Regions from separate parts of the Homo sapiens genome. Here region 2 is linked to region 1. Evidence: chromatin contacts called from ENCODE Hi-C data. All regions are on one chromosome and are shown on one strand. Each heading gives the region's core, a stretch centred on a gene start or an enhancer-like site at or near the end of the contact. The rest is flanking DNA. Distances are from core to core; before and after follow the strand shown.

Evidence for each region. A loop is a pair of places that touch in the nucleus more often than their neighbours do. Pooled maps may share reads with other maps.
Region 2: a map of IMR-90 shows a loop between it and region 1 (2.2-fold over the local background). The contact joins the enhancer-like site here to the promoter of DDAH1 in region 1. A Hi-C loop is called at or near these places in 4 of 168 maps with a recorded cell type or tissue (IMR-90, ascending aorta, heart right ventricle and 1 more) and 3 of 50 pooled maps.

What each region holds. Positions count from the first base shown.
Region 1 is chr1:85,462,738-85,467,713 of GRCh38, reverse strand. It overlaps DDAH1 (dimethylarginine dimethylaminohydrolase 1), which reads left to right and starts at 2,555. Exons shown (of 6, transcript NM_012137.4): 1 at 2,555-2,971. The coding sequence starts at 2,669. RefSeq lists silencers at 2,297-2,706, 2,947-3,146.
Region 2 is chr1:85,357,961-85,362,653 of GRCh38, reverse strand. DDAH1 (dimethylarginine dimethylaminohydrolase 1) reads left to right here. Exons shown (of 6, transcript NM_012137.4): 2 at 3,807-3,906. Among named protein-coding and RNA genes, the nearest start is that of BCL10, 84 kb to the right of the region's middle. Within about 2 kb of position 1,398, at least 5 of the 41 ENCODE cell types and tissues checked have a DNase peak (open chromatin) inside an H3K27ac peak, as active enhancers do; they include IMR-90 and heart right ventricle, where a contact is called at or near this core.

The DNA of each region.
Region 1 (4,976 bases), core at 1,306-3,805:
CTAAAAACAGTCCTTCATTGCTGAAGTGTGAAAGCATGTAAACTATAATCTAATGGATTTGGTATTTTTATTATTCTTTTTTACTAATATATACATTCTAACACTTTTTGACCACTGCTTAGAGAAAATAGAAGGCATGCTTATCAAATTTCAGATGGCACGAATTAGAAGTAATAAGTAATGCACGAGATAACAGAATCAAAACTAGACAAATTAGAAATAAGTAAATAACATTTAACAGGGATAACTACAAAATTAGATTTTAAAAGAACAGGTACCCAATTTCAGTATGGAAAGACATGGCTAACATCAGGTTTTAATTGGCTGCTAGACTGACATGAGCCCAGAGTGGTACACAGAACCCTGTTCATAGTTAGACTCAGGGCACTGAGTGGTAGGTGAAATATTCAGGCTCCAACAAGGCACAGGCATGAATGAAGATTGCTAGATGGTGGCCAGCTAGAGACAGATGGAGCCTCAATGTCTGGTAAAGTCTGCAGTAAAGAGCAGAATGAAGTCCTATACTTTATTTAACCCGGGAGCTAAACAAATAAACAATATATAATAAGAATAAATAGGCTGGGTGCAGTGGCTCACGCCTGTAATCCCAGCACGTTGGGAGGCCGAGGCAGGCGGATCACCTCAGTTGAGGAGTTTGAGACTAGCCTGACCAACATGGAGAAACTCCGTCTCTACTAAAAATACAAAATTAGCCAGGCGTGGTGGCACATGCCTATAATCCCAGCTACTCGGGAGGCCGAGGCAGGAGAATCACTTGAACCCCGGTTGCAGAGGTTGCAGTGAGCTGAGATCGCGCCATTGCACTCCAGCCTGGGAAACAAGAGCGAAACTCCATCTCAAAAAAAAAAAAAAAAAAAAAAGAATAAATAATGAACTAATTTAAAAATAAATAAATTTTATATTTAACCAGGGCAAGCTTAAGGTAAAAGATCAACTTTCACCTGTAACTTTGATGGAAATCCTCCATCTGAGGACACCATTAAGTGATTTCTGACGCTAAACTGGGGCTAATGGGGCTGCCTGGATCCCCTAAGAATTTTGCTTTAGAAGTACTACCTAGTCGGTCTTAAAGGTTTGTTATTTTACTTTTGGTCCCACTTCCCAATGTCAGTGTCAGAGCTGTCCTTGAGACTCCTCAAATTTGGGCAGGGCGTGGTAGCTCATGCCTGTAATCCCAGCACTTTGGGAGGTGGAGGCGGGTGGATCACCTGAGGTCAGGAGTTCGAGACCAGCCTAGCCAACATGGTGAAACCCTGTCTCTGCTAAAAATACAAATTAGCCGCGAGTGGTGGCGTGCACCTGTAGTCCCAGCTACTCAGGAGGCTGAGGCAGGAGAATTGCTTGAACTGGGGAGGCAGCAGTTGAAGTAAGCCGAGATCGTGCCACTGCACTCCAGCCTGGGCAACAAGAGTGAAACTCCGTCAAAACAAAACAACAACAAAAAACAAAAAAAACTCCTCAAATGTGAAGCTGAGAATTTTGAAGCTCATTTATAAATTCACACCACCCTTGTGGGAGGGGAGAGAAGGCAGATCACATCTCTGGGCTCAGTTGGGGCAACCATTCTAGGATGCTCAGAGAGACCTGCTCCTAGAAATCCAGAGTTTCCTAAAAGCTGGGATCAGAGTTCTGGCAAGAAGGCTGTAGCCTGGGCCTTGGCCCTAGACCACCAAAAAAGTGAATACAGGCTTAGGCAGTGTTCATAGAGGCCCAGCATCTGGAACAAGGGTGCTGCTGTAGTCTGTGCTGGTCAGACCACACAGGAAGAATTGTTTATTTTCCGGATACTATGATTTTAAAAGGATACAAGCAAATTGGTGTGTATCAAAAGGAAGCTGACCAGAATGTTGAAGGGACTTGGAAACCAAATCACTAGTTACTTTTCAGTGGTTTGGGCTCCAGGACTGGAGGGGGTTTAGGGTGGGGGGTAGAGGATGGTGTTAGGCAGCATAGATAATTAGAACTGTTTTCAGATATGCAAATGCTGTTTTGTGAAAACACACACACACGCGAACACACACAAAACAAGAAAAACTTGTACTTTAGGTAAGGCCAGAAAACAGAACTGGGACCCGTGGGATTTAAGCTCAACATGAAGAATCTGTAAACCATTATAGCTCTTCAAAAGTGGGCTAGACTTTGTAAGCACGCAAGGTTTAAACTGTTCAGGTAAAGACCAGGAAGCCCTCCAGCTGCTCTGTCCAGACCGAGGCCGGCTCTCCAAGTCCGCGCTGGGGACGATGGGAGGTGTGCACCTGCGACAGAACACAGGTACCGCCAGGTCCGGGTAGCGGTGGCTTTTCGCCGAGGTCCCCCGCCTCCGCATACTTCTTGCCCTCGCTGCTTCCCCGGCCGCCTCTCCTGGCCCCACTCCTCGCCCGGCGCTCGCCGCTACAACTCCCGCCTGGGCTGGCGCGAGACCCGCGAGCGCCGGAGTGGGCGCGCGGGATGCGCGCGGGCCGGCGCCCGGAGCTCTGGGCATGCTCAGTCGCGCGGGCAGGGCTCCGGGCGCGAGCTGGGCTCCTTCTGCACCACATTCAGCGGCTGCCAAGAGGAGCCGACGGGCGCTCGCAGGCTCAGCGCGCGCTGCCCGCGGCAGGACCCGGCCGCCTCCGCCGCCGCCGCCGCCCCTAAGCCTCCCGAAGCCATGGCCGGGCTCGGCCACCCCGCCGCCTTCGGCCGGGCCACCCACGCCGTGGTGCGGGCGCTACCCGAGTCGCTCGGCCAGCACGCGCTGAGAAGCGCCAAGGGCGAGGAGGTGGACGTCGCCCGCGCGGAACGGCAGCACCAGCTCTACGTGGGCGTGCTGGGCAGCAAGCTGGGGCTGCAGGTGGTGGAGCTGCCGGCCGACGAGAGCCTTCCGGACTGCGTCTTCGTGGAGGACGTGGCCGTGGTGTGCGAGGAGACGGCCCTCATCACCCGACCCGGGGCGCCGAGCCGGAGGAAGGAGGTAACTGCCGACTCGAGGGGCGCGGCCGGGGCGCGCGCCAGGCCCTCCCCCGCCGCCGGCCGCCGTGTTGCCTGGGGAGTCGCGCCATTGGCCCTCGGGCTAGTAGTTCACAACTTCCCGTCGGGGGGCGAGTGTGTGTGTGTGTGTGTGTGTCAGAGAGTCAGAGAGAAGTTCATTGTTCACACCTCCCGGCTGCCGGCAGCCTTCTGGAGGATCCGATTCAATGTGGTTGTACGGTCTCGGGCAGGTGGGTGGGCGGGGGATTCCGTCTCACGGGCATTTTTATTTGTGAAAATTAAACGGCAGCGACGACAGTGCAACTCTGAGTGTTTCCCAGGGAGCGAGGGCCGCGAGGGGTGCCGCTCCGGTAGGGCGGGTGGAGGCTGGGCGTCCCTCCAGGGGGCAGCGCCAGTCGTGACACCGAAGCCCCCAAGTCCTGCCTGGCGCTCGGAGCAGGACAAGCTGGATGAATTAACGGGGTGTCGGTGCCCACAGACCTGGGGCTTCTCAAGTTAGTTTTCAGTGGTGGCGAGTGAGTCCCAAAGAACGGGACTAGTAAGTGAATGAATGGAAGGAAAAGTGTTTTGTTGGTGAGCTGTGCTAAATGTGTGCATGAATGGGCTAGGTTTGAAAAGCTGTACTCTGTGCGGTGTTGGGTGTGTGTGCTAGCGAGCGTGTTTAATTAGAGATGGTTGTTTCACAAATTCCATAATTTTTATTCTCTATATTTTTAAACTCACAGCAATTAAGAGAGTTTTTCTGTTCTCAAGGGTTGTAACTACTTTGAAATACTGCAGCTTGTGAAATGGCTGATTGCTTTAAGTGCAATGTAGGTTAGTGGGGAGAGACAAATAGAGTGAGATTGGATTTTAAAATGCCATCTGGCCTGGGATTCTTCTCATTGCCAGTTAAGAGCCCAGGCTCAAGACTCCGTTGCTATTGGCATCCAGTGGCATTGCAAGAAGCTAGTGGTTTCTTTCATTTCTGGAGATTTAAGAATTTTTTTTCTATTTTGTCTGTATTCACTTCACATTGGAAATGCCTCATAGAGCTTATGATAAAATATGCTTATTCCTCACCTGCTCCACTACTTGGTTGATGGAATGCCACATGGTCTGAGAAAATAAGCATATTCTACTAATTTCTCATCGAGATAATCAGCTTTTATTTCACCCTCCATTAACAGAAAACCAAAAGAGTAACAGATCTCTGCTAGCCCTTTGATGTCTTTGCCACACCTCTCCATCTTTGAGTCTGTGAGATGTCCCACTCTTTTAAACTGATAAGGAATGTAATCCCATTTGAATACTTTCTAATGCGTTCTAGGCCAAATGGCAGAGCTATGGTTTGAACTTAAAAGAGCAAAATCGATTTCAAAACCCTTTCAAAATGGCACTCTTTTGATGAGAGTAGTCCAATTTCTTCTCAAGAGACTGTCACCATATTTATTCACCCATTTCATTTTATTCCTATAATAAAAGCTTCCAAGCTTTGGCCTCCCTGATACCTAAGTGAGCAGTGATCTTTTTCCCCTGCCTAGATTTTGAAGCATACATTTTAAATTGGTTTAATTCTGATATCAGCCTGGTGGCCCACTGCCAGAAGTCACATGGTGTAGTGGATAAAAACATTAGACTGAATCTCAGCTCTACCACTTTCTAATTCTGTGACCTTTAGGGAGTGTCTCTTGCCTCAGTTTTCGCATCTATACAGTGGACATAATAATACCTGTTTCACAAAGTTGTTGTAATAGATGTATTAATCTACCTGAAATTCACAGGACAGGACATTTGATGAATGTTGACTATTATTATTCACTTAACTATGGATCAGGGAAGATTTACTCCGTTAATAAGAAGTCAGCTATACACTGATGTAGTTAGTGACATCTCTCTACTATGTGATACTGCCTCTGGGTTTGGGTCTCCTGCTGGTGCCTGCCTTTGCATTGCACATGATCTGGGTCACCAGGGTAACAGGCCTCCCAGGCAGGGAGAGGAATATG
Region 2 (4,693 bases), core at 149-2,648, 100 kb after region 1:
TGAGACTCAGAGAGGTGAATTTATCCAAGTCACATTGCTAATAAGTGATAAAGACTTTATTCTAATCCCTGGTTCTTGCCACTCACCATGAAGGTCTAAAGGGAGTGAAAAGAGAAGACAGGATAATCATGAAAACATGATAGGATGGAAATGAGAGCCGTAAAAGAAGGAAAGAAGAGAGTAGAAAAGGGAAGGGTAAGGAAGGAGACCAGGCATTGAGAAAGAGAAAGAATTCTTTAGACTGATTGGGTCCCTTAGAGTGGTAATATTCTCAGTGACCATGATCATTCCATATCATCTTAGCTGATGCTCTTTTGAGTCCTGTGGAACATCTTACCAGACAGGCCCACTTCCCACCTTATGTAGTACTTTCCAAGGGCTATTTCAAAGCAGAGGTTACACAAGAAATTTGCCACATGTCTTGACAGCTTCCAGGAGCTGGAAGGAAATCAGATTTGGATTATCTAAATTTAAATTTAAATGTATCCTCAATGTATGTTCTCTAACTGTATACTGGCTTTGCAAAAAAAAAATCTATAATTTTAATTCACAGGAAAGCAGATGGGATCTGTCATGGAGGGATAAAACACAAGAAACATGTCCAAATATAAGAAAAAACAACAGTTGTTTTCTTGTGCACTAATTTTATAGTACAAGTATCTGTCACTGTGTATACACAAGCTGTTATTCATAAAAAATACAATATTTATTCAGCAAATACTGTGTGACTTGTATGTATTTAATGACCAGAAGGAGCCTAAAAAGTTGATACTATAATGAATAAATACCCACTTTAAAGGTGAGAAAACTGAGGCTCAGAATACTAAATAACCTGAGGACACTGGCTAATAAGTAGCAGAACTGGAAGCAGCAGAGGTGATCTGCAGCAGCTGTGACCAGAGAAGAAATCTATGCTGTGATAAATAGTATGAGGAGAAAAATGGGGCAAAAAATGCAAGTATAACATTGTTTTAAAATGAAATGCAAAGTGCATGTAGCATGAAAAGGGAGGGAAGAAAGGTCTTGTAAATCTTTTGAGTAAAGAATGAAAATTACTGTATATACTTTATACTCTAAGGCTTAAATTAAGTAGGTTGTTTTTCTAATTTTCCCTTTTTATTTCTAATTTTGTGGGCTAAAATGACCCATTCAGCTCAGCCGTTGGAATTAATACTGTTTGTCCTGATGGTTTCTCTGAGTAATGCTAAGTTCCACACTGCAGGGTTACTGTCTCAATGAAAGGTGGGTGTGTTATTTGGTCATTTTTTTTCCTCTTGGAAGTTAATAAAGTCAACATTAACCATGGCCATGTAACCACAGAATGGGCAGTTTCTTAAAGGCTCATGGTTTGGATCTTTTCCTGCAAAAACTCCCACTTCTATAGTTATATTTAGTGTTCTAACTGCCTGAATAGCTGGCTTGCTATGGACCCATGTGTCAGGCCTGTTTGCAGCTGAGTTTGTCTGCTTCAACGGAACCTCAATGCCAAGAGTGTGTGGTTCCCAATGGACAGCCTGCCGAGTTCAGCCTCTCATTTCTTCTCCAGAAATCTCCCTCAGTTTAGCATTGCCGATTTGATGCCATATGGCCCTGCAGTTCTCAAAACTGTTTACTTGATATTTACAATTTTTTAAAAATCTTGTCCATGTGCTTAACTCTGAAAGTAATGTAGTATCATCAACATGTGTGGTATGGACCTATCCTGATGACTGTTTGTATAGATGTGATTGAATTTTTTTAAGTACTGCCCCTGCACAAGAGCTAGTTTTTTTAATGTCAGTGCAGCTGTTTTAACTTGAAAAGAAAAGAAAAGCACAAACATTTTATCCTCTAAAACTTTTTAATTTTCAAAGACATAGGACATTTAAAGAGATGTAATGTTTCTGAAACTGGTATATAGTAGACTCCCTACTTCTATTCTCCTCTAACTTTTAAGAATTGAATACAGTTCCTGAGTTGAAATGTTGCATAGTTACATACAAACTTTTCAAACCAAAATTTATGTTATTGCTCAACTCCTCCTAATCTTTGAAATGTTAAGTTATAATAGAAGCAGTAGCATTAGTAATAGAAACAAAAAGTAACTGTATATCTGTTCTCATGATCTCTCCCTAAGCTCAGTGAATTTTCCATGGACAAAGAAGCAGAGATGTCAAAAGGAAACAGTTGTGTTTTCCTGGGTTCATAGTAGCCCAACAAGTCATGGTAAATATTGTGTTTGCTCCTTATTTTATGCTGTAGCAACAATTCCACTTCCTATTACATAGGAAAACCTATTCTGCTGTTAAAAGAGGTCACTGAATGTATTTACTACAACATTAAGACCATTTTGTCCATGGAAATATTTTTTATTGTTCTGAGTCACTCTGGTTTGTGGAATTTTTACATGAGTTCCAGGACAAGGATGAGATGATATATTTATTTTACTTTGTATCCTCTTTAAATGTTTTTTGAATGCATGAATGTCAGGCTTGTTGTCAAAGTATTTCCATATTTTTATTACTTTAGAAGTAACTCTGCTCTATTTGTGTCTCTTAAACTCTTCACTGACAATTCACACTGTGTACTCAGCATGTTGTATTTTTGGAAGAACTACCTGCTTTGCCCAGTGTGATGTGATCTCTTGTTCCCTTGTCCCCTATTCGAGTCATCTCATTGTATGTCTTTACTATCCTAAAGGTTTTGCAGACCTTTGAAAATATTTAAATTGTTTTGTTGAGCTACTGGAAGGACTTGAATTAAATTGTGAGCTTCAATTTGTTATGCTTCACATTCATTTCTTATATTAAAGTAAGCCTCAATAGAAGTGTTCCTTAATTCAACCCAGAATATCTCTGTGCTTTAGACATGCCCTGGAATCATACAAATTCCTGAAATTTATTTTCAAATATTCATTGGTTTGATTGTAATTGTTGAACTTGTTAATCACCTCTAAGGAACTAGGTTTTAAAAGATGGGTAATCATATTAACTGTTTGAATATAACTAACACAGTTTACATTTACAGAGAAGCAAAGGATGTTTTGACATTTTACAAAATATTTGAATAGAAAACAGTGATTGTCCTATGGGTTGAGATTTCAAATTACGAGTTATTGATATTCCTTCCATGTATTATACTGTGTGTGTGTGTGCAATTCTGACTAAATGACTGACATAAGATTTAAAATGGAATCTTGTATTTCCTGGCAAGGGTAGGATAATTGGGTGCTTTGCCTCCCACCTTCCTTTACTCATGTGCCCTAACTAGTCAGCCTCCAATAGTGTGCTAACTGGTCAGAATTGGGTGCCTTGCCTCCCACCTTCCTTTACTCATGTGCCCTAACTAGTCAGCCTCCAACAATGCCCTAACTGGTTAGCCTCCAATAGTGTGCTAACTGGTCAGACTCCAGCAATATCCTAACTAGTCAACCTCTAACAAATGCCCTAACTTGTCAGCCTCCAACAGTGGCCGAACTGGTCAGCTTCCAATGGTGCATTAACTGGTCGTACTCCAACAGTGTCTTAACTAGTCGGCCTCCAACAGTATTGTAACTACTCAGCTTTCTACAGAAAAAAATGACACTGTATTGACTCAATCTTACACTAGAAGGGAACAAAATAAACAATTTTTAACAGATCATTTCTTCTCTTACAAATGATCATGACTGGTCATACATTATATATTCACAAGGATGGGTGTGTATATGAGTGTGGATGTGTGTGGGTGTGTGCACGAGAGCTTGATTTAGTGTTTAGATGTTTTGGATGTTTTTTTCTTGTTAGGAAATTGTAGCATAGTAATCTGAATCATTTTATTTTCAACAGGTTGACATGATGAAAGAAGCATTAGAAAAACTTCAGCTCAATATAGTAGAGATGAAAGATGAAAATGCAACTTTAGATGGCGGAGATGTTTTATTCACAGGTATAGTTGTATTTATTTTTTCTATCCAAGAATATTTTTAATACTTGGCTTGTATTTACTTGTTTTATTATAGTTTTTTGTGTTTTTTTGTTTTTGTTTTTGAGACAGAGTCTCGCTGTCACCTAGGCCGGAGTGCAGTGGCGCCATCTTGGCTTGCTGCAACCTCCGCCTCCTGGGTTCAAGCGATTCTCCTGCCTCAGCCTCCTGAGTAGTTGGGATTACAGGTGTGTGCCACCATGCCCAGCTAATTTTTGTATTTCAGTAGAGATGGGATTTCACTATGTTGGCCAGGCTGGTCTCAAACTCCTGACCTCAGGTGATCTGCACACCTCGGCCTCCCAAAATACTGGGATTACTATCATAAGCCACCATGCCCAGCCTATTGTAGTAGTTTTAATTACCAAAGTAACAGATGCTAAATGGAGGGAAATTGGAAAATACAGGAAAACACAAGAAGGAAAAAAAATGACCTTCTATTCAAATATAATCACTTTAGTATTTAGTATATATGTCCTTTTAGTACTTCGTATATATACATTTGCATATTTTTACAAGAACATTATTGGTATGTACATCACCACTTTGTATCTTGCTTCTACTTTATTCTTCTACAGCATGAATTTATAAGTTGCATCGTTTTCCATTGTTACTGTATATCTGGTTTGTATTTAAAGGATTCATAATTCAAGATTAGTGTCATTTACAAATAACTTTCTTTCCAGATGGCAAGGTGGATTTAAATAATTTCTATGCAAATTGACTTGGCTTAATGCCAGATGGATAATAG